2 separate regions of the Mus musculus genome follow, and region 2 is linked to region 1. Evidence: chromatin loops called from intact Hi-C (ENCODE). Cell type or tissue: left cerebral cortex. All regions are shown on one strand. Each heading gives the region's core, and the rest is flanking DNA. Links, peaks and the distances in the headings are about the cores only.

The links. Hi-C counts contacts between places; a loop is a spot of excess contacts. Peaks named below come from ENCODE experiments on the same cell type or tissue, not always from the same donor. Only the 100,000 strongest peaks of a DNase experiment are listed, where the experiment ranks them.
Region 2: it touches region 1 in a loop (2.1-fold over the local background); 2 of 42 quality-filtered maps call a loop at or near these places.

What each region holds. Positions count from the first base shown.
Region 1 is chr3:121,609,656-121,625,976 of GRCm38, reverse strand. No RefSeq gene overlaps it. Among named protein-coding and RNA genes, the nearest start is that of Gm33485, 11 kb to the right of the region's middle. In left cerebral cortex, for the core only: no CTCF peak of the experiment used is centred there; a DNase peak (open chromatin) is centred at 7,217.
Region 2 is chr3:121,547,113-121,563,433 of GRCm38, reverse strand. Gm40135 (a long non-coding RNA gene) reads right to left here. Exons shown (of 4, transcript XR_867598.2): 2 at 4,981-5,022; 3 at 4,299-4,555; 4 at 950-2,806. Among named protein-coding and RNA genes, the nearest start is that of Gm40135, 10 kb to the right of the region's middle. In left cerebral cortex, for the core only: no CTCF peak of the experiment used is centred there; a DNase peak (open chromatin) is centred at 9,970.

The DNA of each region.
Region 1 (16,321 bases), core at 4,112-12,111:
AATTTTTCACATTGTTATTTAATTGTTTAAATGTGAGAGGATGTGTTTGCTTTACTGAGTCACACTGCTGCCAATGGCTGGAGAAGTACTTAGAGAGGTCTGGACTTGTCACACCCTTCTCTCCCCTCCCCACACCTGTCTGCCTTGTGACTCAGCTTCTAAGGAGCTACCTGCCCCATGCTCTTGATAGTCACTCACAACTCCCACTTTAGCCAGATCTTGACTCTGGTGTCACCTGGAGTAGAATTGTCAGTCTTCAGGGAAACATATCAAGGGTAGGCTTTTCGAATCTTTAAGTACACAGCAGTAAATTTCGAAAAACAAAGTTTACCTCAAGAGAGGAGTGATAACTCCAGATGGGAGGCTAGTCCTGTTACAACAAAGCTATATTTTCTCTGTCAAGGGCCATTGGATGAGCTCAAAATGTCAACAAAACGTTCTCCATATAAAATTTAATATCACTGAGTTTCTTTGAGCCATAAGGGTTCCACCTGTCTCTCTATTGATCCACAAGGGCTCCACCTCTAGTGAATAAGATTAAGATTCCTCTAAAAGAGGCTTTATGACGCCTTGGGCTCACTTGCCCCGCCACTTCTGTCTTCTAAAGACTGGGCATCCTTTCTCTCTGGATGACACAACAGTGAGACGCCATCTTGGAAATGGAGAGCAGTCGTCACCAGACAACAAAATCTGTCAATGCCATGACCAAGACATGCCTCCATAGCTGTGAAGAAACACGTCTCTATTCTTTATTAATTGTGGGGTTACAGGTTTTCTGGTACAGCAGCGCAGCCTATGACATCATGTTCACAAAAGGAAGACCATCTATGCAAGGGAGAAAGTGCTTAGAACTAAACTCTCAAGTGCTTAGAACCCCAGGCGACTTTCTTTTCTTACCTATACGTTGACAATTTCTATCCCAATGTTTTTGATTTTAATTACTTAATTAATTTACTTTATATCCTGACTGGTTTCCCCCCTCAGCTTCTCCCAGTTCTCCCCGCCCATCCACCTCTTCCACTTCTCTTCCCTTTCTGTTCAGAAAAGGAGAGGCCTCCCATGGATATCAGTCAGCCTTGGTATATCAAATTGAAGTAAGACTAGCTGCATCCTCTCCTATTGCAGCTAGATGAGGCAATCCAGTAGGTTAGAAGGGTCCCAAAGGCAGGCAACAGGGTCAAAAAACAGCTTCTGCTCCCACTATTAGGAGTCCCATGAGAAGACCAAGCTACATAACTGTTACATGTGTGTGGAGAATCTAGGTCAGTCCCATGCATGCTCTCTGGTTGGCAATTCAGTCGCTGTGAGCTCCTATGGGCCTAGACGAGTTGATTCTGTAGGTTTCCTTGTCGTGTCCTTGATCCCCCTTTCCCCTTTCCTATAATCTTTCCTCCCCCTCTTCCACAGAATTCCCCAAGCTCTGCCTAATGTTTGGCTGTGAGTCTCTGCATCCATTTCCATCAGTTGCTGGATGAAGCCTCTATGATGACAGTTATGCAAAGCTCCTGTCGGCAAGTGAAGCAAAATAGCATTAACAGTACCAGGGGTGGACTTCCTCTCATGGCATGGGTCTCAAGCTGAACCAGTCATTAGTTGTCCATTCCCTCAATTTCTGCTCTATTTTTACCCCTGGACATCTTGTAAGCAGGATAAATTGTGGGTCTAAGGTTATGTTACTGGATTGGTATCCCAGTCCCTCCATTGGAAGTCTTGTCTGGTTACAGAAGATGGCTGATTCAGTCTCCATGTCCCCCACAGCCAGGAGTATTAGCTAGGGTCAGCCTCACAGATTCCTGGGAGTTTCCATTGCCCAAGGTTTCTAGCTCATTCCAGAGATGTACCCCCCCCCCATACCAACTTCAGTTGTCTCTCCCAGTATACCACAAGGACACTTGCTCAACTATGTTCATAGCAGCTTTATTCATAATAGCCAGAAACTGGAAACAACCTAGATGTCCCTCAACCAAAGAGTGAATAATGTGGTCATTTACATAATGGAATATTACTCAGCTATTAAAAACAATGACATCATAGAATTTTCAGGCAAACTGATGAAACTAGAAAAGATCACCCTGAGTGAGGTAACCCAGACCCAGAAAGACAAACTTGGTATATACTCACTTATAAGTAGATATTAGCTTTAAAAGTACAGAATAACCATGCTACAACCTATAATCCCAAAGTAGCTAAGTTAGCAGGATGCATGAATCTCACTGAGAAAGAGAAATAGAATAAGCATCATGGGTGAAATTGGGGGAGGAGACCAGTGGGGGGGGGGTAAGGATGAGAACAGGAGGGATCAGGTGAGGGGATGTCTTAAGGGTTCATTGCTATGGAAAGACAACATGACCATGGCAACTCTTATGAATAAAAACCTTTACTTTGGGGCTGGATTTCAGTTTCAGAGGTTTAGTCAGTTATCACGGTGGGAAGCATGGTAGTGTGCAGGCAGGCATGGTGCTGGAGGAGCCTAGAGTTCTTCATCTTGAACCACAAGCAGCAGAAGATGACTATGGGCCACACTGGGTGTAGCTTGAGCATAGGAGACTTCAAAGCCCACCCCACAGTGGCATACTTCCTACTACAAGGCCACACCTACTACAACAAGGCCACAAATTTCTAATAGTACCAATCTCTATGGGCCAAGCATTCAAACACATGAGTCTTTCCTGTAGGGGGAGGTGATGTTTCCCTGATAGGTTCTTGATTTGGTCAATAAAGAAGGTGGAAGCCAATTGCTGGGTGAAGGGTAAAAGATGGGACTTCCGGGTCCAAGAAGGGAGGAGGGAGGGGCTTTTGACCAGACTTTGGAATGAGAAACTTGAACAACCATATAAGATCTTGAGATAGCTAGAACTGGCAGCCTCTACCAGTGGTGGAGTCTGACTGATATAGACCATAAATTTAGGGCAGGACATTATGTGCCCAACAATTGTGTTATCTGACTAATTTTAAAATAATAAAGCTGTCTAGTGTTTTTCTGCTGAGGAACTAAGGTGGGCAGGAGAAAGAGAGAAGACAGAGTAGTTGATGGTGACTTGGCAAAGCCAGCCAGGAGGAAGAGGTAGCTGGTGGAGCACAGGTAGCAGCTCCTGGCTTTACCAGATTGGGGGTGCTTGCAAGTGATTTGGAGCTAAGCTAGGAGCACAGGCTGGTCAATGGAGAAAGAGTGTTTTTAAATATACACACAACACTTTCCTACTCAAACCAGCACAAGGGAAGATGGAGGGTGAAAGTATTTCAATGCTTACAAGTTACTATAAGTAATATATATTAAAATCCAAAGAATCAATCTCAAACTGTCTTGTATTATTCATATCCTGGGCTTGACTCACTTATACATTGCTTCCTGCTTCAGGAACTAGAGAAAGATTGTTCTACATCTGGGTACCTGGTGACAAGTGGCTCCCATTGTTGGGTCCAGTGACTCCTGAGGTTTGAAAGGTCTGCCCAGCAGGGCATTGGTGAATATAAGGCTGAGAAGCTAGCTCCTGGTGGAACAAAAGGATGAAGAATGGAGTGGTCATCCTGGTGGATAAGAAGGAACAGAGACGGGACAAGAGAGAAACCACAGGAAAGGGGGAAGAAAGTGTTTAAAATGCTGCCTGTGGCTCTGAAATGTTTGCTGCCTCCTGAGGGAATACTAACCCACAGATACCCTTTTAGCAACACTCTAATGTCTGAGAATAATTCTGAGCAAGTCTCTGTGTCTTACAGTGGAAACAACTGAACTATCAGTTCTTTTAACATTGTTTTCCCAGGTGTATTATTAACATCAAACACATGAAGCTCAAATCCAGACACATCTTAACGATCCATTTAACTGGTTTCTTCAGTCTAAACTATTGAGTGTATGTTTGGGGTGTGCCAAGTATACTTCTTAAGCACTGGAGTGTGATTTAACAATAAACAAAAGAGGCTAAAAAAACTCTGCTTTTTATTCATAATATCTAAGTTATAGAAGCAGCTGGTTGCCTATAATATGTTGAACTAAATCATACTTGGACTCTAAGTAGCCAGATCCTATTAACATGAAGAAATTGGGCCATATCCCCTTCAGCTATCTCTCTGTGAGAGAGAGTTAAGAAGACATGCTGTGTTGTGGCTCCAAAGAGGTTAATTCCTGATCTACCTACTACCTGGCTCCTCCGTGTTCTCTGAAACACATGATAAGCTATGTTGAACTGAATCATGTGCTGTGGGCCTCCCTTCTACCCTCTGAAAGGATACAAAAGTTAGATATCTTTCTTTGTCCTGAGGACTTTTCTGAAGATTCTCCTTGGGGGATCCCCACTTACACCCTTCCCCACATCACCCTGACTATGGCAACTATCACTTTTTTCCTTTAAGCTATCCCTCTTAACAAAGTTCCCTCCATGTTTTACTTTGAAATATTTTTTCTGTGTATGTATGTGAGAAAGAGTGTATGCATGTGCACGGTGTGCATTCAGGAGCCTGAAGAGGTCAAAAGAGGCATCGGGACTTGAGTTTTAACTCCATATGGGTGCTGGTAACTAAACCAAGGTTCTTTGATAGATAAGCAGCATTAATCTATTTTTATCCTCTACACTAATCTGGCAACCTCCCAGCCAATCTACACACACACACACACACACACACACACACTATGAAAGAGTTTATTTAGAGCTTACGGTTTCAGAGAATTCAAGTCTATGTCCATCATGGGGAAGAACATGGCAGCAGACAGGCAGAAGTGGCACTAGAGCAGTAGCCAAGAGCTCACACCTTAAGACACAAAGCAAGAGAGGGAGTGTATGAACTAGGAATTGTGTAGGATTTTGAAACCTCAAAGAGCACCTTCATCACTTCCCAGACAGTTCCACCAAGTGGGGACCAAGCATTCAAATGTGTGAGCCTATGAAGGCCATTCTCATTCAAACCACATAGGATTAATCCACTGGTAATGTCAAAGCTGCAGGGATTCAATCACTTTTCAAAGACCAACAGCTGCAACACAGCCTTTAACAGAGAGTCATTAGGAGACATTTCTTACTCAAACAATACCCCTCGTCTTCTAAAGGTGCTGAGTGAATGAAGTAAGAGGATCCCGTCCAAGGGCCTAGGGTAGTGTTGGCACTTAAGCACTCTATTTGCATGTCTGTAGGCATAAAGTTATTGTGCACTGTACAAAGATTATCCTTGTATTACTCAAATGCTGATTTCTCTGCCCCCGTATCTGGTTGCAATCCAGATATGGCATGGTAATACTTTATCTGAGTATCTCCTATCTCAATGTTGTGTAAACACTGCTCCCTGTTTATTCGCTGGTTTGTCAATAAAAGCTGATCAGCCAATGGTTTTAACTGCTGAGCAGAGGAAGAATAGGGTGGGATTTCCAATCCTAGTCAGGGGAGGAGGAGAGAAAGAGAAGCAAGGATTCTCCAGGAGGAGAGGGTCAAGGAGACATCATGGGAAACATACCTGGAGAGGAGAGAGACAGACCAGCATGAAAATGCAAATATCTCTGGAATTTTGGCTAGGAGGTTGCCAGATTAGTGTAGAGGATGAATATAGATTAATACTGCTCATCTATTGTGCCATGAAGTTTGATTAAATAAATCTTCTAGTCTTTGTCTCATTTATTTGGGAGCTAGTTGGGATAAAGAAAAAAATGATCACTCTTAAAATTGCAATAGCACATCTCTTTCCTTGGAATAGTAAGACATTGATAGGGTTTCAGTATGTAGCCCAGGCTTGCCTGGAAACTTACTACATAGCTCAAGCTGGCCTCAAACTCCCTTTTGCCTCTGCTTTCCAAGTACTGGAATTACAGGCCCGAGCCATCACCAATTCATCATTTTTTTTTATTAGATTAATTGATTCTACCAACATTGTTTGCTTTATTATTGTCACTTTGCCACACTACCGGACAAGGGACAAATAACGGGGTTCTGCTTTCCAAGGAAAACTGCCAGTCTCAAAATTAAGAGTAAATTTAAGTACACCAAAGTCTTAAACATTATTTTAACTTGCTGATTTTCTTTCTATAATTTTTTAGGTTTATTTATTTTTATTTTAAGTGTATGAGTGTGTTTACCTGCCTGTATTTATGTGTACCACATGTATTCCAGGTATCCTTGGAGGTCAGGAGAAGACAGAAGATTCCCTGGAACTGTAGGTACAGATGGTTGTAAGCAACTGTGTAGGCTCTGGGAACCAAACCTGCGTCCTTTGCAAGGCAACAAGTGTTCCTAACCACTGGGCCATATAACCAGTCTCTATATTTATTTTTACTTTATATGTATGAGTGCTTTGTCTGTAGGTAACTAGTCTCCATATTTATTTTTATTTTATGTATATGAGCGTTTTGTCTATAGGTTTGCAGGTGCACCAAGTGTCTGCCCATGGAGGTCAGACAAGGGCACTGGTTCCCCTCCATCTAGAGTGACAGATGGCTGTGAGCTGCAGTCTGGGTCCTGAGAATTGAACCTAGGTCCTCTGCAAAAGCATCAAGTGATCTTAACTGCTAAGTCATCTCTCTAGCCTTCTTTTCTTTTTTATTATTTAAAATAATGTGTAAGGGTAGATCCGTTTACTCTTCCCCTCCCTCCAGTGTAAGTGCTCTCAGTCACAGAGCCTCTCTCCACATGTTAAAGGGAAGGAAGCCGCGCTTCTCCTTTAAGGCCTCATCATGTCACCGCTGATATAACACACTGGTTTTTGATGCTCTCCTGATCATGGTTCCCATGTTTCCAATGCCCTCACACCTAATAAATCTCATTTCCAAAGGGGTAATTTATCTTCAGATCCTTTTTCAAACCTATTGCTGCTGATCTCTATCTCTGTCTCTCTTTTTTTTTTTATAATATGAAATCTAAAAGCAAGAACATTTTAAAAGGTGGCCACCTAAATATAGAGGCCACTAAATATAAATATAGTTAGTTATAACTAAATTATGTATATATATATATATATATATATATAGAGAGAGAGAGAGAGAGAGAGAGAGAGAGAGAGAGTAAAGAGGAGAGTCAGGCAACAGTGCACATGTGTATGGAAATACCACAGAGAGGAACCACTCATTTGTATAACTAACAATAAAAAAAAAATTCTTTCATGTGACATGGAAGCAGTATATGACATGTTAGTTCAAGAAGCAGATGGGAGAACTAATGAAAAAAATGAGTACAGAAAGGGAGTGCGTGCTAAGGATAAAGTGTGGACAGAAGGACTTTATAAATAGCATAGTTAGAGAAGCCTCCCTCAGAAAGGAACACGGGAACAGAGTTTCCAGAGGAAGTGGGGAACACACTGCTGTCTGGTGGAAGTGCTCTCCAGTCACAATAAGAAATTGCAAACACCTTTAGGCTGTATTATAGCAATGGCCCCACTGTGGCTGGATGGCAGTAGACAAGGGGAGGGAGGTGGGGCAGAGGAGTGAACTCTTTGTCTAAGACTGAGATGAACTGTGTTGATGTTGATAAGACTAGAGGTTCTGGGAGGCTCAATAAAGGTAGCGGGTGGGTGTCACGGGAGGGACCTTTTGACTCAAAGTGAAGTGTTGGCATTTGCTTTGGTCCTATCTTTAGAGGAGGTCAGAAAGGAGAGGGAAGGGCCAGACCTAGTGGGGTTAGATCACAGGGTCACAGACCTTTTTGGCATAAGGTGACTCATGTGGCTTTTTGACAATAGGCCATCTCCAAAGCCTCTGCCTGGATGAATCTTCTTAAACCACTCCCACCTTTCATGCATTGTGACCACTCACCATTGTCTGAAAAACACTGGAAAAGTCACATTGTTCTCCTCAGATACTCTTATCAGGTCTTTGGCAATTTTAGTTAAAATAGCAGAGGTCTCTTTGAAAAACAACCCACACGTTTTCCCAGAAATGAAGACTAATTTCCCCATATCCTTGGGAAGGACTAGGCCAGAGAAGAGAGGGAGGCGGCTAGGAAGGTCCAAGTCTAATGCTCTTGGCTAAAAGCTGACCTTGGATTGAGAGTTGGGAGGATCCTCAGAGGAATGACTAGGGACCCTTCTAGGCCACAAGTCACCAAAAGGAAGCATTATTAAATAATGGTTGATGGCCTTCTAGATTATCATCCCCCCAAACATCCAGACACATTGCTAGGTAGGAACATATCCTCTTGATAAATGTCTTGCACAGGCTACACAATCTCTATGAAGTCAAGAGCCAGCCTGCCTCCCCATCTCTACCCTCGCACCAGCTGAACTCTGCTAATCAAAAACCAGACAGCGTGGAAACGTTTATTGTCCCCCGTCTATTTTGCTGCAACAGAGTATTTTGAATATGAAATAATAGAAAAACGAAACTCAGAAGCATGCCAGGAATCAAGCTGTTGAGTGTCTGAGTCAACAAGTATCAGAGGCAGTGTCTGTCAACGACGTATGTACGGCAGCTCAAGGAGCTGAGCTGGGTGGTGACAGATTTTGTTGGAATTATTGGAATTTTTCAGGCCCTGTCACGTTGATCTACCTCACAAAGAGAGTCAGATAGAAAAGAATGTCAGAACTGTGATTGCTCAAAACCCAATCCCATTCTTTCTTCCTTGCCTGAATTAACTAGGTCTCCCATGCAAAGTCTGATGTCTTTAAAGTCCAATAATCTGCTTTTATAAGCTCTCCAGGAATGTAAACTCAGAAGGGGAGAATTTAGTGAGCTGTTTGCTGGACAGCTAGCCCATAGTTAGCTCACAATGAGAGATGACCATTACTGTAATCTTAGGAACAGGGAACAGGGAACATTTTTCTTAACCTATCATCCCATGACCTGGCAGATAAGAAAACCTAAGGAGCAGGGAAAAAAATTATTAATTTATTTTATGTATATTATATGAGTACACCGTAGCTGTCTTTAGACATACCAGAAGAAGGCATCAAACCCCATTACAGATTGTTGTGAACCACCATATGGTTGCTGGGAATTGAACTCAGGACCTCTGGAAGGGCAGTCAGTGCTCTTAACCACTGAGCCATCTCTCTAGCCCAGTCACAGTCTTCTAAAAGGAGCTCACTGGTCCATGATAAGTTCATGCAATGGTAAGCTTTATGTGTTTACTTAATTGGTTGCCCAGATATTTAGTCAAACATTATTCTGGGTATTTTTAAAATAAAGATGTTTTGGCTATGATGAAATTTTAAGTGATAGAAAGTAAGAGATTGTTATTCTCATCCAATCTGTTGAAGACCTAAACAGAAAAACAAAAACAAAAAAAAATCCCACCATTTCCCCATAGGAAAAAGCAGTTCATTCCCAACCGAAACATCCCTATCTTCAAAAGAAACAGAAAACAGAAAGGTTAAGAAAAGTTTCACCTATGGTCATTGGACAAAATCAGTGTATTAATGAAGTTGTTAACCAGTGGCTCCAAACCCCACTGAATGGAGGCTTCCAGAGAAGCAGTCTAGCGCTTGGAGGAGAAAAATAAAGGAGAGGCTCCTCTTCCCCAGAATCCACGAAAGCACCCTTCATCTGGGTAGAATTGTGTCAGCTTTCCCAGAGGCCAGTGGCTCTTCTAGGAGGAAGGTTTTCCATGTTGATTGCGAGTAAACAGAAAAGGAACAGTGGTTTCAACTGTCATGGCTCAGTTGTTGCAAGCAGGTCTGTCTGGTGACTCAGGGCTGCTTTGAGGCTTGTTATTTGGTGTTGGGGGATGTTTTCGTGCACTGTGCATTCAGATGCTGGCTTCTATGCCTGGACGGACATCTGGCTGTGGTCCAGATGATGGCACGGTCAAGCATCAATGGTCTCAATTCTCAATTGTTTTCCATCACCTCTGATTGGTTAATGAAAAGCTGGTCAGCCAATTAGCTGGGCACAAGGGAATAGGATAGGAATCCTGATCCCAGTCAGGGGTGGGAAGCAAAGAGACCAGGAAGAGAAGAAAAGAGAGAAGAAAGGTAGAGAGACCATGCGGATGGAGCAGGAAGATTCACCTTGAGGTCTCGATGAGACAGCAGCCATGAGGATACACATGGACCAGAGTGAGCCTGGGCAAGACCAGATGGCAAGTAATGGGACATTTGGCTGGGTATTAGCAGCCTAGTTGGGCTACAGTAGGTTCAGAACCTGCCCACCACCTTAGTGCTAGCAGCTTGGTAATAAAAATACCAGGTCTTTGTGTTAATTATTCAGGAGCTAAAACCAGCTAGAGCAGGCATAGAAACACCCTGCATATATTTGGGAGCAAAGGGGGCATAAGAACCACCCCCCCCCCTCAAGAAATACTTCTACAATTTGGTTTATAGATGCCATTTCCCTTATCAAGCTAGTCTCTTCAAAAATGGCCTTAGACAACTTTCACCAACCAAAGAGGTTTATTAGTGCCAACAAAAGATTGCAAAGCAATCCCAGATCTATCACCGAAGATGGAATTTCTTCTGAATATTATGTTTCCACAATGGCCAGCTTGCCTCTCAAAGTCCTGATGCCATATGAGATGAAAAGCCCATCCTATTGGAGAGGCAGGTCTCTGTAGGAGACTGAAATCAAGGCCAAGCAAAGCCATGCCAAGGGTAGGAGCTCATCAAAGCTCCATGGGCCAATGTAACAGCAATTAAGGTGGGTATGGCCTGGGATCAGCCACAGAAACATAAATTCACTATCCCAGTTTGTTGAGGGAAATATTAAAAAATGATCCCGCCAGCTCTCCGCAGGGCGAGACCACGCTCCCGCCCCCAGCAACTCTCTCCAGGTAGCCCCCCCGCTGTGCCCAGTCACTGTGTTCCCAGCTCTCGTTCGCTTGTCCCTGGCGCCGATAGTTCTTCCTCAACCATAAACCCATGTAGTCTGCGATCCCACAGTCCAGTAACTAAATGGAACCGCCAACCTCGCGGTTACATATCACAATACCCAGTAACCCGGTAAAACCAAAACTCTTAAAGCTTAATTAACCAATCAGATTTATGTGTCAATAATACCACAATTTACAAGATGCCAATTGATAATGATAAAAGCTTTATCTCAATTAATCTAACCTACAATACCACAACTGCTTGCGGCTGGTCAACACCACGCGGGTTCACATCCGCACTCACCTTCCTGCTCCCTTTCTCTTAGCTCCGCCTCCCGTTTCCCTGTCCAATCACAGGCCTCCACTGCACTAATGCACTTGGACAGAGAAAATCCTGCAACACCAGTTAAATTTTGTCTTTGCCTTTTCTGCTAATTTATTATGCTATTTTCAAGGTAGTCTTAGCTTTAAGGGGGAATGTAACTTCATTCCTGTTCTATAGAAAGCAAATAATACTATTCAAGATTAAATGAATATATCCACAGCCAAGTACTAAGCAAAGTATGTTCTCACTGTTTTAGTTTCCTTGAACACATTCACTTTTAACAAATACATCCGTTATCCATTGAATAGACTATAATGTCTCAGTATATTTTAGCCAAGGATTGCTCAACACTTTATCATTAAAAATAAACAGCACAAGATTAAAGGACAACAACCAAGTCTGGTGATACCAAGGGAGTTCTCTCTACCTGTCATCTCAGCTGTCCATACCCCCAAATCAGAAACTGCAGAGTAAAAAGGACTTTGTCTGAGGGTCTCAGGCTGCCTGGGTGAGGTGGTTTCAATAGTTCTGAACTACTCTCCTGAAGACAGAAAAACTGGGCTCTCCTGTGGGCTGTCGAGTGTTAAGAGGGCGTGCCCGCAAGACAGAATCCAAGGCCAAGAGAAGGCTGCATAAGCAGGATGGTAGTGCTCAGGAGAGGAGAGCCCACAGGACTTCTTGAGACTCAGGGTAAAAGTAACTGTTCCATTGTTTTGGTCATTTGAGATGTCTCTTGCCAAGGGTATGGGAGACAGGGGCAGAGAAAGCAAACCCTGGGCTGGAGAGGTGACTCAGTTAGGAAAATACTTAGCATTGTGAGCATGAGGCTGCAGCTCCAGATTCTACATAAAAGCCATTGTAGTGGTGCACAGCTGTAATCCCAGGGCAGGCAGGGCAGAAACAGGAGGAGCCCTGATGCTTGATGGCCAGCCAGCCTAACTGAAATAGCAAGTTGCAGGTTCAGTGAGACACCCTGTCTCCAAAACTAAGGCGAAGATCAATTGAGGAAGGCACTCACCACCAATCTGACTTCTATACACACATGCATATGTGTATACATACAATACAACATATATTCACACTGCACCACAAACACACACACACATAATGTGTACACATACCAATACAATGTATACCACACCACAAACACATACACACACACATGAATATACATGCCAATACAACATATATCCATTCACACCACACCACAAACTCACACACATGTGTGTACACATACCAATACAACATGTACTTATACCATACCACACAGAACACACACAATTGTTCCTTAAATAAAATAAGAAATAAGAGTTGATTAGCATTAATCCACTGAAAACTCCTCTGGGGTTAGGATAGGAGAGAGTTCCATCAAACCTCAGAGACTATCAGTCTACTGTTTCCTCAAACCCAGGGCTCAGTCACTGTTCTCGGGCTGCCTCAGAGGCTCAGACCACCTTGGCCAGTGGTGAGACAGCATTTGCTCATCTCCCTTCATGGGTCTGAGATGGTCATCCCTGAACCCTGGGTGGTCCTCACCTAAGGGAGCACCGAGTACACAGAGTCACCCTCCAGTGACCCTTGCTCACGGAGGAGGGTTGATGAGAAGAGTCCCTGAATCTGTCCTCCTTGGCTTAGGAATGTAGCTTATTCTTTCCAGATGTCTTTCCTAATAGCAACTGCTTGCTCTGCTCTAAGAGTGAAGTCTACATTCTCAGCACGCAGTAGACAACGGAGAGATAATCTAGAAACAAGTGGGGAAGCAGGGTATTTGGGGAATGAAATAAATTTTTGCTGGATGGGCTCAAGGTTGATAACATTATCATGATGACATATAACTTAAATTTAAAAAAAAAATAAAACTGTCTTCAGTTTCCAAGTACGAGCTATCTCATTATCGCATGCACAATCTAAAAGGCAAAAGACAAGCTGGCAAACAAAAATATTTTTGAATAAGGTTTGGGAAGGTTTCAGCATTCAAAGTTAACAAATCCTGCTTCCATGTTGCAGAACAGACCATGTGGATACCAAAGCCAAACCATATTAACACTTACAACGTCCCTCCAATAAGATCTGTAGGCAGAATTCCAACAAAACATGTATGTACCTTTCTGTTGAAGGCCGCAGAATGACAAAGGAAATTAAGTTGTAAATAAATAGAAAAATAAACTATGTTCATGGATTGGACACTGGACATAGTAAAGATCTCGATTCTTCTGAAGCTATTCTGTCCACTTAACACAGCTCCTGTCAACGTCCCAGCAAGAATGTTTGCAAACTTAGATAACAGCTCTGTTGAGTTTCTATGGAAAAGCAGCAGAATTATAGCAGTTGAAAAGGGTATTTTGAAAAGAAAATTAAAGTAGAAGAAATCATTATATCTATTTAAGATACATTGTATCACTATGATGAGGAGAATAATGGACATAGTGGAAGGACAGATAGATCTGTGGAACAGAAGAGGAAATACAAATAAATCTATCTACACTATAATTACAACATTTTACCCTATCCTCTCTCCAAACTCTAAAATTCATGGCCTCTTTTATATCAAATTGTTATTGTATGCACATATATACACATACACATACATATACACACATACATATCCCAAATATAACCTGCTCAGTCCACAAATTGCTAATCAAGTATATGCTCCCAGGGCTGAGCATTTGGTGTTGGTAACCAACTGCTGTGCTTCTAGCCAGAGAAGACTAATTCTCCCACTCTGAGCATTCTTTGGTTGTCTGTAGTGCTTTGTATAGATGAAAACTATTACAGAAAATCACAACCAATCAAAATACACAGTTGTAGAGTCCAGCCCCACTGTTGCCAGCTGCAAACTACCCCCACAGCTAAGGTTCAAGGAACATTGTGAAGGAAGAGCTGGAAAGATCCTAAGAGTCAGAAGATCAGGAAGTGAGCCATGAGATTGTATCTCCTAAAGATCAACATGCGTGAAGTCTCACCAACATGACTGCCCCAAATATGAGCTGAAGAAAGAGAAGAATAGACATGCCAAAATAGATGAGGGAAAGCCATGAGGCCTTAGTCCCATATGAAATTGACTGATTTTTGACAAAGAGCAAGACAAAGTCTACAGAAGAAGAACATTACAGAATGAGATGAATTTTGACCAGTGCCTGACATCTTACACAAAATTAACTCAAAATGGATCATAAATGTAAATATTAAATGTGATTATAAATGTTTAGAGAAAAAATATATGAAAAAAATACTTAAGATCATGAATACCAAAGAATTTTATAAAATAATAAACACTATTATTTTAACACTAAAATAATCAACAAAAGAAAAAAAGTTAATGGTTCTTTTTCAAAATTAAAATGACTATAAAGACCCTAGTTTAAAAAAAAAATGAAAAGACAAGACAAGGGTATATCTCTGTACTACAGAGCTCTACAGAGCTGCTCAAGACCCTGGATTCAATACACGCTCTGCAGTGTCTATGGAGATAGGGGAAGGAGGAGGGGGAGGAAACATACACACGAGAGAGAGAGAGAGAGAGAGAGAGAGAGAGAGAGCGAGAGAGAGAGAGAGAGAGAGAGAGAGAGATCACTACAGACTAATAAAAGAACATGACAGAGGACGCACAACAGGAACCCACGAAGACCTCTCAGGGACTAGACACTAGGTGGAAGAGGCTGTAGCCACAGAAGCGTAATACCAGGGTAGCTTTGTGGCACTGGAGAGTTCCGTCTTCATTTTGGTGGCTGTTATGTTACTTTGCACATGATAAAGCTGCTCAGAATCTATGAAGAGCTAACTGAATTTGAATGGGGCCTGAATGTTGTCACTGTTGGTTTCCTGGTTGTGAAGAGTTCCGTGATTAGACAAGTGTTGGCATTTGAAAAGTGGACACAGGGTACACAGGACCTGCCTGAGCTAGCTGTCCTTTACAAATTTTGCCTATCGATAATTCTTAATAAAATTATTTTTTAAAAGATTTATTTATTTTATGTACGTGAGTATACTGTTGATCTCTTCAGACACACTGAAACAGGGCATTGGATCCCTCCCATTCCAGATGGTTGTGAGCCACCGTGTGGTTGCTGAGAATTGAACTCAGGACCTCTGGAAGAGCAGGCAGTGCTCTTAACTATTGAGCCATCTCTCCAGCCCAATAAAATTATTTTAAAAAATTAAATTGTTACCTATGTAGTCACTCCAGCTGAGAACTACACATGGTAAAGCTGTATCTCTAGTCTTCTGCTCTAAACAGCAGATCTTCCAGGGTCTGGGGCTTGCACTTCTTTTGGTCTTTCATATTCTGACCACAGAGCAGCGTTTCATGTGTTTCTAAACAACAAGTCCTCTTGACATCCTTCAGCTTCCTCCTGTACCTAATCTGCCTGGTGTTCCCGTCAGTGTTCTACACTCTTTAGATCCAGAAGGCAACAGAGGCAAACTGACCATTCTGTACCTTCCAAGGACGTGACTTCTGAAAGACAAACTTACCTTCCTGTGCACCACTGCATCGCCGAAAATAGTACCCAGTCCATGGTAAAGACTCAGAAATTAACTATGGATTAACTTCCGGGAGAGGAAAGGAGAAAGAGAGGGAGGGAGGGAGGGAGGTAGGGAGGGAGGGAGGGAGGAAAGAGGGAGGAAGAAGGAGAGAGAGAGGGGGGAAGGGAGATGGGGAGAGGGGGAAGGAGAGAGAAAGAGAGGGAGAGAATATATTTCTTAAGAATATTAAACCCTTCCCTGAAAGAAAGGACACTGCACGCCCTCCTCCGCCACTCTCCTTTCTCAGAGTCCCTACACATGTGAGCATGGGCACTCTATGGTATTCTCAGTTCAGCCTTATTCAGAAGTATTTGCTCTACACTGGTCGTGTGCCAGCAGTGAGCCGAGATCAGAGATGGGTATGCCTGCTTCCTGCCACTGTTAAGCTCCTAGCCCAGTAGGAGGCAGGCAGAGAAGCAGTCATTCAAGGTAACTCAGACTGAGAAATTTCAGAAGGCTTCTCAAGTCCTTAGACGGGAAGGAAAGTGGACAGGCAGGCAGGCAGGCATGCATGCAGATGACCGCTACAGAGCACCAATGCCTTGCCAAACACCTATCGTCTCTCTGAGCCTTCCACCAGCCACACAGAGCAGTTTTCTTCTGTTCAACTCACCTGGACTCAGGAGAGTGTGAAGGATTAGATTGGGTGAGAGGAAAGGAAAGGTCTCCCAGGCCATGAGAACACAGGATCAGTTGAGACGACACACAAACCTAAGAGTTGAAGGGCCCGAAAGCAGGAGTTATTTGTATTGCC
Region 2 (16,321 bases), core at 2,707-10,706, 61 kb after region 1:
GGTGAATGGAGGTGGGTGGACCTTCTGCTCACCTTCTCCTTCCTCCCCAAGGCATGGAAGTGAAACCAGAAATGGGATGCATCAGTTACCTTTTTCACTGCTATTACAAAATGCCTGGCAAAAGGGCTTTAAAGAACGAAGGGGCCCAGGTTGACAGGAGACAGCCTGTTGTGGAGGGAAGATGTGGTGACAGACAGCCAAGGCAGCCACTCACTTTGATGGACAATCAGGAAGCAGAGAGAGACGAATCCTCATGCTGAGCTCACTCCCTCCTCTCATATTTTTAGTCAGCCCAGGGGATGATACCACCGGCATGCAGGGTAGGCTTCCCTCTTTAGTTAAATCTCGGAAAGCATTGTCTGTACCTCCTTGACGACTGTGAATTCCATCACGCTGACAATCAAGACCAACAGTCAAGTCTCCCCCTCCATCCCTTTCTGACAAAGTGGCCTTAACCCTTCAGCCATAGCTCCAAAAGCAAGCTTCACTCTTTGGGGAGCTGGAAGCTTAGGTAAGCCAGCTTATTGCCAGACTCTGCGTCTTCCTGGCTATGTGACTTCGGATGAGCCTCACTCATCTCTCTGAGATACTGGATGTACAACAGAGGCACTGCGTCTGGAGCAAAGTGAAGTGGGCATGACAAAGTGGTGGCTGGTGTCCCATAGGCTCATATATTTGAATGGTTTGGCAAGGATTGGGAGGGATAGCTTTGTTAGAGGAAGTGTGTTACTGGGGTTGGGCTATGAGGTTCCAAAAGCCCATGCCATTCCCAGTTAGCCTTCTGCCTCCTGTTTGTGGATCAGATGTGAGCACTGCTCACTCTCAGCACTGCTCCAGTTCCATGCCTACCTAACTGCTGCCTTGCTTCCTGCCACTATGGTCATAGACTCACCCTCTGAGGCTGTAAGCCCCAATAAACTCTTTTATTGCCTTGGTCATGGTGTTTTGTCACAGCACTAGAAAAGTAACAGAAACACTCGCTTTCCTCATATGAGTTACAAACCTTATACTTTCTTTTTTTTAAATAATGATTTATTTATTTTTATTTTATGTGCATCGGTATTTTGCTTCCATGTATGAATGTGTGAGGGTGTAAAAACCTCTAGAACTAGTGTTACAGACCGTGGTGAGCTGCTACATGGGTTCGAGGAACTGAACCCAGGTCTTTGGGAAGAGCAGCCAATGCTCTTAACTGCTGAGCCATCTCTCCAACCCCATAAGCGTACTTTCTTTCCCAGAGTGGTGAAGACAACTTTCCAAAAAAATCCAGAGACCTGACCCTTACTGGTCACTACACAATGGCCTCTGCATGTGACCATGTACCCTGGAAACAATCTTTGCTTGTTTTTTTTTCTTCTCAAGAACAAGTGACATCATTGCCCCAGTCCTTGAAAACCAGGAAGGGCACAGAGGGTGCCTTGCAGAGTCCCCCACGCATTTCCAAGACGTTGCCAGAAGCCAATATCACACCTCGAAGCAAACAAAAAGTTGGGCAACACTTTTCTTAAGTATCCTTTATACAGAGAACACTGTGCACTAGTGACAAGCCCACAAAGACATGGGGGACAGAATGTAACAAAATACCCACAGCTATATATGAGAAAGGAAGCAATATGGGGTAGCAGACTGAGTGCTGACCTGGACCTCAGAAGGGCCCTTGGGTACAGCTCCTATTCTTACTAGCAGTGGGATATTATGTAGGGGACAACATTTCTGGGCCCATAGGCTGCAATGGGTAATGCAGGGCATGGGCCAAATTAATCAGAAAGTCTCTTCAGACCATGTTTTCCACTTACGGAGTTAAAAAGATGGGAAAGAAATAGCAAAGCAATTTTCTCTGCCTCCTGGATCCTGAGCTGTCAAAGCTGGGTCAAGTGGGTCATAGCAACTTAAGTTTACTTAAATGGTTTAAATCATTTGTGTGTATGTATGTAAGTGAATATGCTTGCTCATGCGTGTGCAGGTACACATGTAATTGGCAGGGTGCTGTGGAAGCTAGAGGTCACATTCAAGTGTCCTTAGGAGCTGTCCACATTATGTTATGAGACAGTGTTCCCTGGAACCTGGGGTTCCCTGATTAACTTAGACTGACTAGCCAGTTAGCCCCATGGGTCCGCCATTCTCCATACAGCCAACAATGGGATTATAGCATGTGCTATCACTCACAGCTGGGCGGTGAACTCAGGACCCCATGCTTGCTATCTCCCCAGCCCCTAAATGTTTTAAATCTTTGACCTCTCTTAGCAGTAAAGTGCATTAGTACATGGTGGGGGTGGGAGTGGGGGGGGGTGGGGAATGAACAAGAGGTGTTGGGGAGGGGTGCGCTGGCTAGGCCAAGTTAACTAATGTTCTCATTACAGAATCCAGGCTCATTGTTTCGCACCTATGCATGAAACCAAGCCCAAGCTTTGCTTTGCAAGAAGAGTCGTCATCCACAAAGGCAAACCAGCCTCGTGCCAGGGCAACAAGGCGCCCTGATGTGTGGAAGAACAGGATGAACTTGGGTGTGCCTGTCTCAGGCCTGCTGCCCAGCTGTCCACCCTAAAGAAAAACTATCCAAAGTTAATACAGGTCTCCTCCTCCACAAACAGCTGTAGGGATAAAGTTGCAGCCCCAGCAGGTATTTTTCATGGGAAATTTTAGACATCTGTGTCTTGGAGTGGCTAACCAAACTGCCCATTGCAGATTCTCTCTACTGTGAGGTGTTGGACTCTTCGTCTTTCCACCCTTCACCTCTTCCAGGCCACAGGCATTCCGTTCTGCCACACCTCTCTTCACTGGGACATGGCAAGTAGTCTTTTCATTTCTAAAAGCAAAATGAAACAAAAAACAAAGGTGAGTTGGATTGCAAACAGTAACTGTGCTCTTGTAGAGACCTCTTCCAGGAAATGGCTGGATGTCTCGGGTAGCCTCTCACCACCTTCCAGGCGTTAGCCTGTCAGGAGCCGGGCTTCTCAGAGACATCCTGAGTAACTGCTCTTACAGATACTCCAAGGTGAGAAAGCTCACAACGGGCAGAGAAAGTAGTTTCACCTGGAACAAATGTCATCACGTACTCCTGCTGGTGATTAAGAATAGCCGGTAACCTGGAAGCAAGGCCCCACCCTAAGCAAACACTCTAATGTGGGTTCTCTGGTGTCAGTGTCCTGGTCGTCTTGGTTCTCCCAGGCACACACCTACTTTTGCTGCTTAGTTTGTTCTTGTCCTTCAGATTCACTTGGGAACGGGACTCTGGGGACCTGACCTCCCTCTGCTGTAGACACACTCTGGGTCCTTCTTACTCAAGCGTGGCAGCGGACGCATCCAATCAGCCTCCTCGAGTGTGTCCCATGAGCCTGACTCAATGTGGCAAAGGAAGGGTTGACAGAAGTTTTCAGGGCAGATGAAAAGTGACCGAAAGAGAACTTTGCTAGGAGTTGGAAAGGTAGAATCCTCCTTCCCATTAACTCCCAGGTGAGGGAAGGTCACGGACTGCCTCAGGCTGAGGGAGCAGCCGGGAGAATGCGCCAGCCACGCCCTTGGGAAAGAGAGCATTTCCCACTAGAGTATTTCTCCACTCAGAGACAGTAACCATCACTGATAAAACGTTTGTAATTTTTTCCCATTTGATCAGTGGGACACACGTGTCACTTAGTGTGCGGCATTGTTGCAATACGCCTGCTGCAATAAGGCCAGCTCCTCACTGGGAAAGTGCCCTCAGGGCCCCAGGCACCTTGTGAGCTTCACAAAGAGGTGAACAAAACAGATTTGGTTCCAGCAGTAGGGGACGTGGGTGTGGGAGGAGCTGAAATGAGTCCCCTAAGTGGTTGAGAAGAGGCTGTGATTAGGGCTCTCAAGGAAAAGTAGACCACAGAGGAATGTCTCTGCCTGAAGAGGCTGGGAAACCGCGCATGCTCAGACTTGGCTTTTCCCTCCCATTCCTCTGGATGGAGGGTTGGAGGTTGCCCCACAGAAATAAGGCCTGGGCCTTCCGGAAGTCCTTCTTTGCCCATCGTCAGAAGTGCAGGTGAGGCAGGGAGACGTGACAAGAGGCCTGTGACTGTGAGTCACAAGGAAGTCAACTCTGGGACCCAGCAAACAAGTAAGGCTGTCATTTGGACTGCAGAAAGGATTGTACAAACCCCCTCCAGCAAACAAAATCAATCACTTAAAAAGAAAAGGCTAGCCCTTCAGAGAATTCCTCCCTTCCCTTTGGAGTGGAAACTGGGATTCTTGGGCCTTAGGCTTGCTTGAGCACCTGCCTGCAGAGCGAATCCTGCTTTCATTCACTCTAAGGCCATCTTGGTTTTCCCAAGTACCTTATGAATCACTGGGTCCTTTGTTTGTGACACAAAGGCACAGAGATAGTGATGGGCGTTCGGAGCCTCCCTCTTCCTGTTCCGGAGGCTTCTCCACTTAATGCAAAGATCTGCAATCACATGCTTTGTGGCCACGATGAATAAGTCTTCTCTTTCAGCTTTTCACATCAGGCTGTCTGTTAACTGGTGTGCTGAGGATGGGCGGCGACCTCGGGTTGTTAGGGCTGGAGACCCAGGCTCTGAGCCTAACAGCTACACTAGCAAAGTAGTAAGACATCGATACTTAAGTTGTATTCACAAGAACCAAGGCTGTACCAGACCACAAACTGTGACCTAAACAGAGACTAACAGGGCGATGGGTCATCAAAGAAACAGTAGCCAAGTAAGTAGTTACTGTTAACTTAGCTGTGGTATTACAGCCAATGGCCCCAACAGGAAGGTGCCTGGTGCCAACTTGGGTACACAGCTGGCAAGCTGTAGTCTAATTTTATAATCTAGACATTATGCTGAGCAAATTAGAATTTTAAAATTAGTCTTTGGTGTTGTTTTAACCACAACCTATATGTTAAAACTTATTTTCAATTCAGGAGTTACATTTAGCACGTACAAAGGAAAGCCGAGACACAGGTATCAAAGCTCTAAGGAACTAAGTTTCTATCCCAACAAGGTAAGATATTCCTACCAGTCTCTGTAAGGGTGAATGACTGAAAGTTCAAAACAGCTCCTACAAAAAAAAAAAAATTATAATTACATAAAATTTACATGGGGCTGGTGAGATGGCTTAGTGGGTAGGGGTGCTTGCTGCCAAGCCTGGTGACATGAGTTCAGCCCCTGGAATCCCCATGATAGAAGGACACACCTACCTCCACTCGTTGTCCTATAATGTCCTCATTCGTGCAGTAATGTGCACATCTGTGCACAGGTGAGCACACACATACATACATGCAAATAACAAAAATTTAAATGTATATACATAAGAACTCTAGAAGGAAAACATTAAAATACAGCAGTAGTTATTTACATAATTACACTGATGATTTTACAATTTCCACATTTAAAATTTTATTTGATAGATGCCAATTAATTTGCAATAAACTTTTTAAAACATGTGTTAAAATATACGATAACCTTATTTTCTTTAGGGTATTATTCAGGCCTACAGCCTTATTCACTGTGGCCTCACTTTCTCTCCTTACATATATTTGAATGAAGGATTAGACAGAAAATTTGACCTATAATAAGACTAACGAATGAAATGTTTGGGTTGAGCTCAGATTTCCTAACCAAATACTACAATAAAAACATTTGGGCTTTCTTTGTTTAAGATTTTTTAATTTTAAAGATGTTTAATTGTTTTATTTTATTTAATCTGGATATTTTGACTATGTGTATGTCTGTGTACCACATACATGGTTGTACGTTGTCATGTGGGTGCTGGGAATTGAACCACTGGTCTTCCTCTGGAAGACCAGCAAGTTCTCTTAACTACTGAGCTGTCTCTTCACCTCTGTTTGGAGTGTCTTAGAAAGAGCTACAGCAGATACAGGCATATACCTGAGGGCTGAATTTTGAAGATCAACTTGGGTTACACAATGAGACTCAAAAAAATAATAATAATAAAAAGATAAAGAAAAAGGGGGAAAGAAAAGAAAAGTGAGTTTGTTTTACTTGTCTTACTCAATTCTTAGCTATTTTGTTTGTTGATGTGAACTTTAGATTTGGTAGATTAAATTAAAGAACAAATATTTAGGTACATCCTGACATTTAATACTTCTCCAAATTCCATTATTTGAAAGTTATCTGCTTCTTATCGCAAGTAGCATCCTGCAGGCCTCTCAGGAAATCTCATTTCCTGATATCGGGATCCCATCGGCATATGGTTTTCATTTGTCACTATCCTTTGGAGTCTTCTGTGTTCTACTTAGCACCACATTGCTAACACATTAGCAAAGACAAATAACAAGTATTCCACGGCAGAAATTTACACTGGAAGGATTGTGAGTGGTCCCTTGGTCTATGATTCCTCCCAGACCTGGAATCCCTTGCAAACCTTGGCCATAGCCCGCTGGTGTCTGTTTGAAGTCCTCAGGCCTCACTAACCCCCATGGAAACTTTGTTTGCTCTTTAAAGGTCCTTCCCTTTTAAATCCATCACAGATGAAGGTTTCCTTTTGTTGTGTGTGTATTGCTACTGAGTGCATCAAAAAAAATGTTCAAAACTTTTCTTTGAAGAAGTGGAAGTTCTACTTGTCATTCACAGTTTTGGACACCGAGCGTGTGCTGAGTGTTATCTACAGCACGGGCACAGAGCAGTAACTGAGAGAGAAGGTTACCAGCCCAGGAGGTGTTTGCCGTCTAGCTGGGATGAATCTTCTACCCATATTTCCCTCCTAGTTAAACACATACGCTGTCAGTAAGCAGATACAAAGCAGCCAATGTCAGCTCAGGCCTGAGAACATGTAGGGATCAGTTGTAGATCTCTAGAAATGATTGGAGATCCTCGAGCGGAAGACTGGGCTGTCCTACGAGGCTGTGCTGGTAAGTGTCCTAGATCAGTACTGTTTGCACATTGAAGAAATGTAGCCTTATGTCATCCCTAAAGCTGGGGGAGGAGGATAGGCCATGTAAATAGAGATAAGATGGGCGTGTCCCAGCAGACTTTAATAAATGTCTGCTTATGCTGTGTGCGTGTATACACATACACAGTGGACTATGCACGTGTGCACACCTACTTGTTATCCAGGCACACACATACAGTGACAGAGAGGTGGGAAGATCCTGGAGCTGTTGCTTTTCTCATTGTTAGAAGCGAGTGCCTGACCAGCATCAATTTAAGGGAGAAAAGATTTATCCTGGCTCATGGCTTATGGGATGCAGTCCTTCTGCTAGGGAGGCCACAGTGGTGGAGGTTGGCGGTGGCAGCTCAGGGTGTGGGGTGGGGTTAGTGTGAGCACGAGGCAGAGACTTCTTCCCTCTTCACTTGGTGGGACAGGAAGCTGCAGACAGTGCGCATGCCGGCACAAGTGCGCATGCCGGCACTCACCTGGCTACCTATTTTTCCTTTCTCCTCAGCCTGAGTCCCCAACGGTGCCAGCCTTGTTCCAGGTGGGACTTCTCCTTCTGGGTATCTGAATGATTCTAATCCCAGTGAAGTTGATGAGGAAGATCAGCCGTCACAGACGCCCATCTCACTTTCAGAATTATCGTGTGTAGGTAATGGGCTGCAGGTTCTTTTGTCTGTCTGTCCTTCATTATCCATTTTCTATTTTAAGCAAAACAAAAAACAAAGCAAGCAGAACAGACCCAGTCCTGCTGAAAGTGCCACTACATGTGCCTTGCACTTTGTCCCTCCTGGCAAACCCCTCACCCCACCTCTTTCTTTCCTAGCAAATAAAAGAGTCTCAGCTCGAGCGCCAACTCCACTAGAAAGCTTTCCTGACATCCCCAAGGCCCTGCAACCCTCTCCCTTTCTTCGTGCACCTTCTGAGCAGCATACATACATGTACAATGGCAACCCTACCTCTATATTGCCTGTTTGCATGATCGCAGTACACACAGGCCTGGCCCTGGTTGGGCCTTTAGTTCTGAGCACGACACCACACCCTCAAGGAAGAAGTCAGAAGGTGTGTGATGCACGAGGAGCCTCACGTGGGTCATTCTCATAGCTTCCCACAGGCTTCTCCAGCTCCTATCATACTCTCCTTCCTCCCCAAGCTCTGCGGAACCCCTACAGTCCATCAAATACAGCATGACTTAGTCCATCCGGGAACTTCTACAGCATGGATCCAGTTCACTTGTTCATCTCTCTACATATTTTTAATATATTAATTTATTATGTTATGTCATTATATTGTATATTATATATTATGCATTATATATTTATATTGTATACTTATTATATTATGTAATATATACATATATATCATATATTAAAATATACATGTAATTTTCATATGTTTATATAAATATATAATGGATAACAATCCTATATTATAAATATGTAATCATATTATATATATTACATAATTTATATAAATATAATATATTTATTACATATATTTAATACAGAGATACTGTATTATATATAACATAATTAATGTATAATATTTACATATAAATTAAATATTAAATATATATATTTAAGATCATGCTTCCCACCCAGGGAATTTCTAAAAATAACTGCAACTCTCTCATATATTAGCTTCATAGCCACCACTGCTGTGGTGTGCCCATCAAAATCTCCTTTCTCTGAGGCCTCACTTGAAGCTTCAAAACTCTTCTCTCTCATGGTCCCAGGGATATGAGTTTCTGCTTTTATGCAGATAAGTCTCAGTGTGACACTCATCATGCTTTGTTAGTCTCTGTATCTGGCCACAGTAGCTACTCCATAAAAGTGTGTTGGTTTGAAGTAACTTAGGAAATAAATAGATGGGAAAAAATGCTCTCTACATCCTTAGCCATGAGGGAAATACAAGTCAAGACCATATTTCATAATTGTTAACATTAAATTAATTATTAATAATTAGTAATGATAAAAGCAAAAATATTAGTGAGGTTTGGGGGTGAGCATGAACCCACGTACACTGCTAGTGGATCCAAACTAGTGCAGCCACTGTGGAAATCAGATTTCATTGATTGGAAGCAGCCCTCACATTAGGGCTCAGTGGGAAGGGAAGGCGTGCCCGTGCATCCGCAGAATGATTCAGTCTTGTGTTCAAACCTCTTCTTAAAATGCTATACCTATTTGGTGAAAATGGTGTTCTTCTAAACGTTGTACAATGTGGGTTCAAATCTTAGTTCCACCTACTACCCATGGGCCTTCAAGCGGGTTCTAAAAACTCAATGCACCTCACTCAGCAACTAAGATGAGACCAGTAGTTTCCTGTAAAAGTGTCACGGGGATTCAGCGGTGTCACAAACAAGAAGTCCCAGCATTGTCCTGGTACTTACTAACTAGATAATCAGTAATAGTTTATCGAGATGTCTCTGCTATTCCTGGTGTTCAGAGCACCACCCTATATGTCAAGGCTAAAGGATTTTGTCTTGATTTTTAACTCCAGCACTCAGGCAGATAAACACTCACTCTGATATGTTATGATAAGGTAGGACCACAAAGCTGTAGGAACAAGGGTGAGTCAATTCCTAGAGCTTCGGAGATTAAGGAGGACTTCATCAGGACAGAATAGGCCAGACATCCCAGGGAGACATTCCATTTCTTACATCAAAGACAAGATAGGAGTGCAGAGCACGGTGAGGTTGGGCTGTGGCCTGGGGTTTCCTTTAGCTTACAGAGAATCACTTTCTTCTGGCCTCAGCAAACACAGCCTGGGCTGTGGGGCTGATGGGAAGATCTTTCCAAGGATGAAGGATGGAACGTGTGGGACCCTCACAGACTCACTGCTGTCTCTGATGTGGGGACACCAGGCAGAGTGTACCCTTCAGTCATCTAACTCGTCTGACTGCTGGTGGGAAGGGCAGATTTGCTAAGAGCCCAGCAAGGGAAATGGTGGGAAAGAATTCTTCTTAGAAACCTGGACCAGCCTTCCCTAAAACCTCAGGAAAATCCACAGTCGCCTGGCAGCTTGGCTGAGGCGGTGGCCCAGCAGCTGAGGCAAAGCCAGCGAGCCGCCCCATACAGCTTTTTGCCACAAAGTCCGTGTTTCTTTTGGATGCCAGCCATCGCCACAAGTCACACACAAGATTTAGTACCAGAAGCAGAGTCACACAGACTGTAACGCTTGCGAACTTCCACAGATAAGCCTTCGCCTCCGTGACTGTCAAGGAGGATTCGAAGAGAGGATTAATGCCTGACTCTGGAGAAATTCTAGACGCGTGTATATATTTATCCATTTGGGGAAAGGCCATTCCAGCAATGTAATCATCTCATCGCCAATGTAATTTGGGGCTGAAACTTTTAACTGTGCTAATCTTGCCTGCATTTTCTCCAACCCCTTATTTCCATCAAGAAACCAAGCCTTGTGTTTCTCATCGGGACCTTTGGTAAAGTGGAGAGCCGATGTCATTCCAGAGCCATAGAGACCAGAGGCTTGGGGCACAGGAAGAGAGGCGTGAAGGAGCAATGAGTTAGAAATGAACTTCCAGAAACTGGCTCCATGCTCACCAAGGATCCCCGGGACCAGAATTAGACCTGACAGGTATGCAGAGAGCCCAGCCAGCTGCCTAGGCAAACGGGTAACTAGACGGGACTTAAAGACAACTCAACGAGACTCTCAGTGACTTAGTACAGACAACTCCCAGTCAAGACAGAGTCCTTCAAATGACTGAGCTGGAATTTCCTCCCAGACAAATAAAACAGGGACTAAATGAGCACTCTTTGCCAGTAAAAGCAGCCTTTCCTTTCTCTCCCACGTGGAGAGCTCGCGACTGCGCCCGCCAGAGGAAACTGTAATGGACCTTCCGGAGGTCGTTACCTGGCCAGACACTTGTGATTCTCAAGACCCTCCTCCTTGTCCTCATTGCTTCTAAATAGCCAAGTTCAAGTCCCAAAGAAGAGGTACAAAGTGAGATCTATATGAAGATGTACTTACATTCCAAAAAAAAAAAAAGATATATGATCTTCCCAATCTACACGGACAGAGTTCTAGGGACTATGTTTGGGAATGGACGTTGTGAATATGGGGTGGGGGAGAGGTAGGGAGAGATTAGGAGGAGAAATAGGAGGAAAACTGACATCAGGGCGTAATATGTGAAGGAATAAATTAAAAATATTAAAATCAAAGAAGAAAGACTATAGGATGAAGTTAGATGAGGCCCAACTGGTTGCCGTGGTCTGCAAAGCAGAGATTCTGGGTTTAGTGCTGTGGCTTGATGAGACGGAAAAGGTTCTAGCCAGTGGTCTGCAAAGTCGTGCTCCACAGAGGAAAAGCAGTTTTGATGTCGGAACTCTGTTTCCTTTCCATTTTTGTTTTTTGTTTGTTTTGTTTTGTTTCAATACTGGGGTTGTACCTCTGGCCTCCTGCTGGGCCAGCTTTGTACCCCTCCACTCCAGCCCTTTTTAAATCTTCTGTTTGGGAATCAACAAGGGTCTCATTGTCCAGGATGACCTTGAATTCACTCTACAGCCCAGGCGAGCCTTGAACTTGTAATCTCCCTGCAGGAAGAGGCAATGCCACATCCCTGGGGATGCTGCAGAGAGTTAAGTACCACTGTGGAAGATCAGCCCGGTCTGTGATGCCTGCCGCATCTTCAGCTTGTTTATTTAGCTGATGCAGAGAGCAGACAGTTCTTAGAGAATGACAGTGGAGTATGACTCCAAAGTAGCTGATCTTCAAGTTGTGGCTTCATTGCAAGGCAGCATGTGCCCCATTGCGGTATGCAACTCTTGATCCAGCAATGGATCCACTCAATGAATGAAATAATTATACAGTCATAAGAAAGGAGGAGGAGGAGGAGGAAGGAGGAGGCCCTCACCTCACCCCACATACAATTTAAGATGGGGAGAGAGATCTGTTTCTCCTCATTTCATGTATGTAAGTGTTTTGCTTACATGTACACATGTGTGCCATATGAATAACTGGGGCCCGTAGAAGCCAGAAGAGAACATCCCCTCAAACTAGACTTACAGATAGGTGGGTGCTGAGGGCTGAGCCCGGGTCGTCTGCAAGAGCAGTCAGTGCTCTTAACCACTAGGCCATCTCTCCAGCTCCACAATTCAAGATGGATGATGATCAAAATTGAAATTGTAAGACTATGAAACTTCTAGGAGAAAAATAGATGCTACCACTTTCGGTTATGTACACATTTGTTAGATGTGACACCAAAATCATGACCTATAAATTTTAAAGTATAACACTGGCCTTTATCAAAATCGAGCTTTGCTACTCCAAAGGAGTCATTAAGAAAATTAAAAGATGTATTCCACATCTCAAAAAAGGATTCATTTTAAAGAAATGTTAAATGTTTGGGGGTGGGGCATGACAAATATGGTTAGCTAGATTTAAGCATTATACAACATATATATGTATCAAAAAAATACAAGATTCCCCCATTGACATGTATAATTTTTATGTTTGATGAATCACTTAAAGTCTGAGGAAAAAAATTAAAAGACAAGCCACAACCTAAGGCATGGTGTTTGCAAAGTACATGTTCTATAAAGGACTCGTCAGAATTTTTACAGTGTAGTAAGAATAACCCAACAGAAAGGAACAAACGGGCCAGAGAGACAAGTCAGCAGGTAAGAGCATTTACTGAGATCAGCACAGTGACTCACACTGTAGATCTCTGCACTGGGGAAACAGAGGTTGGTTGATCTCTGTGAGCTCGAAGCCAACCTGGTCTACAGAGAGAGTTCCAGGATAGAAACCCTATCAAGAAAGACAGAAAGGAAGGAAGGAGGAAAGAAAAGGAAGGAGGGAGGGAGGGAGGGAGGGAGGGAGGGAGGGAGGGAGGGAGGGAGGGAGGGAGGGAGGGAGGGAGGGAGGGAGGGAGGGAGGGAGGGGAAACAGTTCATCTGTAGAAGTCCTGAGTTTGATTCCCAACATCTATGTGGTGTGGTTCACGAATGTCTGAAACTACAGTAACAGTTACAGGGGATCTGGTGCCCTCTTTTGGCCACTGAGGGCACTGCATGTATGTGGTGCACATACAAATAAAAACAATCTTTAAAATTCAATTAAATTTAAACAATAAAATTAAGGGAGGGATAAATCTGATCAAAACATACTTAAATGTCTGAAAAATAAGAAGATATTGATAAAAGAATAAATTATTCCAGATCTTTAAAAACAACCAGACTTAAGAGTTTTTGGTGTTATACGTAGCTCTCTTCTATCAGCCTTAGATTTCCAAAGAATAATTATTCTTTCTGTTGTGAGAACTGAGGGGGAAAGCAACTATGAGAAAGCACAACGGCCTCTGTGATGTGCCTTTGATTCCCTTTCCTTTAAGATTGTTGTTTTGTGATCACTCTGTTTGGCTCAGACGAAGTAGAATCTCAGGCACTGAGAGCATTCGGTCCTGAGTCCTCTCTTTCTTCTAAGCCTGAAGCCATGATGACTTGGATGTAAGCTCACTGCACTTTTGCAGGCCACGCCTTCTCACTTCTAGCTGGGTCTCATTCCCCTGAATTAAATGAAGCTTGCGGCAAGCCTCACCTGGGGCCTGTTCTGTAACCCCTCCATATGCAGAGCGGAGCTGCGGCATCTCGGGCACACGTGTGCATGGCCCATTTGGACACACCATGCATTTCTTTCTTTTTTTTTCTTGTGAGGAAGTTATACATGGTTCAAACGAGTTTTCACTTATTTTCATAACATAACCCAAGTGAAGGCATAGTCGTGATTGCTTTCTAAATCTGTAAATCTCAACTTACTTGAGCTATCAATTAAAGTGTCACTTCAATTAAGATGGATGAAATCTGAGCCGAACTATGTTCTGTTTGTATAAAGAAATTCAGAGCAGAAAATGCACGGCTACGAAAAGCACCAGGCGCCAAATTCAGCATCAGCGGGCCGTGGCTCTGCCTACAGTGAGGGAACAATTGAGATCTAACTTTCTGTCAAGCTGCTTGTTTTTCTCCGATATCAATAATGCTAATTATTAATGTATTTTAAGCTTGATTTCCCATCCTTTTTTCTCACCTTTGTTTGTTTTTGGTTTTCCAAGTTAGAGGTCAACCAGTTTTTCCCCAGTGAGGAGAGTATCTGATACCAAATTCCAAATTATTTGGTCAAAACCTCTGAGATTCTAGGTAGATGAGATATTATCAAGAGAAAGTCACAGGACACAAGAGAGCCAGAAAATGGTGTAAAAGCAGAGTAGAAGGCCATTCTCCTGATTAAGGAACCGTTTCTATAGCACGCAGGATGCATGTTCATCTGTAAAATTCTAAGAAAACAAACAAACAAGCAAACAAAACCATGAGGCTAGACGGTCAGAGTTTCTCAGCCTTTGGGTCCCAACCCCTTAGCGTTTGAACAACCCTTTCATAATGGTCATCTATCCTGCATATCAGGATACACTACAATACACAACAGTAGCAAAAATATAGTTATGAAGCAGCAACAAGAAGAACTTTATGGCTGGCGGGGTCACCACAGCCTGAGGAACTGTATTAAAGGGTCACAGCATTAGGAAGGCTGAGAATCACTGCTCTACGTGGTATGTATATCTTGGTTGATCTTCATTATTGGTATTCATTTGAGTCTTCCAGAAGGAGGTAGGAAACCAATTCCAGCTGCATTTACAGTTAGCTGATTAAACATCTGGATCCAGAGGAAACTGTACCACAACAGAAAGGTAAACGATTGTGAGCTGAAGCCACCCCCACACACACTGGAGGGGGGGGGATAGTGCACACCTTTTTCCTGTGACCTCCCATTCACTACCCGCAAGAGTCTCCTCTCGTAAACTCCACATGCAATCCACGGAGCCCATCACCTCCCTGGGCGAAAATAGGTGAGCGAGCATGTAGTTTCTTACGGTTTAATTTTGTAAAGCCAGGAGAGATGCTCTCTCTGCTCCACTTGTGGCGTCTAAATTGCCAAGGCATTACCTAAAAAAATAAACAGAGTTTCCACAGCCCTGTACACTTATCTTTAAAAACAAAACAAAACAAAACAGAAATACAGTTTTGCATACCACAGACTAGTGTGTGCGGGGTAGGGGGGTGGGGGACATAAACCTTCCAAAGAAGGGTTCAGGGTGATTGTCTGTGGAAAGCATCATCTTGCCAAATACTTATTACTCATGAGGCTGAGGGTGCTCCACATTCTTTCTAGAAATAGACCTTTCCATGAAAAAAACACAATGTGTCGTTGCTTTATGAGGTAAAGCTACAAAGGAAACTATTTTTATCTTTAGGCAGGGATTTTTTTTTTATCCCACTTGAAACGTGGGGGTGAAAATGGGGAACCCAAACACCCGGAAACTCATGACGTTTCTCTTCCTCCGGATTACATTTCTGAAAGACCTCTTCCTATTACATAAAACTATGCTCTGTAACCAAGGGTGTCCAGTAGTGACTGTCCCAGCTTGCTGAGATGAGTGGGCACCAACGGAAGCTTCCAAACCAGACCACAAATCAACGAGGACAGAGATCATACTGCAGGGTACAAGAGCCACCTTAGAATACATGTCTCTCACTCATATCTGTCCCGGGATCTGTGTCGGAAGACGACGAAGTGTAACCACAGAACCTGAGCCTCAGGAAGAAAGATCTGAGCAGCCCAGAGTCAGTTCTGGCTGCATCACTTCCTGAACGTGTGACCTGGAGCAAGACGATGCACCCCAGGGATAGCCCTGCTTCCGGGGAACAGGATTAAATGAACTGTGAGTTTAATGCGTTGTCTGCCCTACAACCAACACTATGGAGATTGGCACAGGGAATTTTCACTCCCCCGCTTCCCAAAGAAGGAAAACAGTGAGACACAAGAAGAAAAGAAGGAAGTGGCGGTGTAGAAACAAAAGCACGTAGCTTTGCCTGCCGACCTGACTGGATATCAGGACAGATGACAGCATCTGAGAATTGAGTGATTCTAAACTCATGTACCAATTAATCTTCTACTCAAGGCATTCTCTTTAGGCAGTGATCCATAAGCTTCATTTATATATATATATTACAAGCTGAAATGCCACAGAGTTGTAATAATAAAGCATAATTTAAAATCCTTTTCTAGGGGGCTGGAGAGATGGCTCTGTGGTTAAGAGCATTGACTGCTCTTCCAAAGGTCCTGAGTTCAAATCCCAGAAACCACATGGTGGCTCACAACCAAATGTAATGAGATCCGAAGATTTCTTCTGGTGTGTCTGAAGACAGCTACAGCGTACTTAGATATAATAATAAATAAATCTTTTTTAAAAAATCCATTTCCATACAATCTCAGATCTCTTCTATCTCTTTTTCCTAGCAGTCATAATCTGAGATCCCTGTGAGATTTCTTCACACTCATAACATGTGGATGATCCTAGGAGAGAAGTTCCCACCATCTCTCCCAGCACATGGACTTCACAGAGATGAAAAGAAGCTGGCGAGGGGGATGAAATTTTCTCAGCACATAGTTC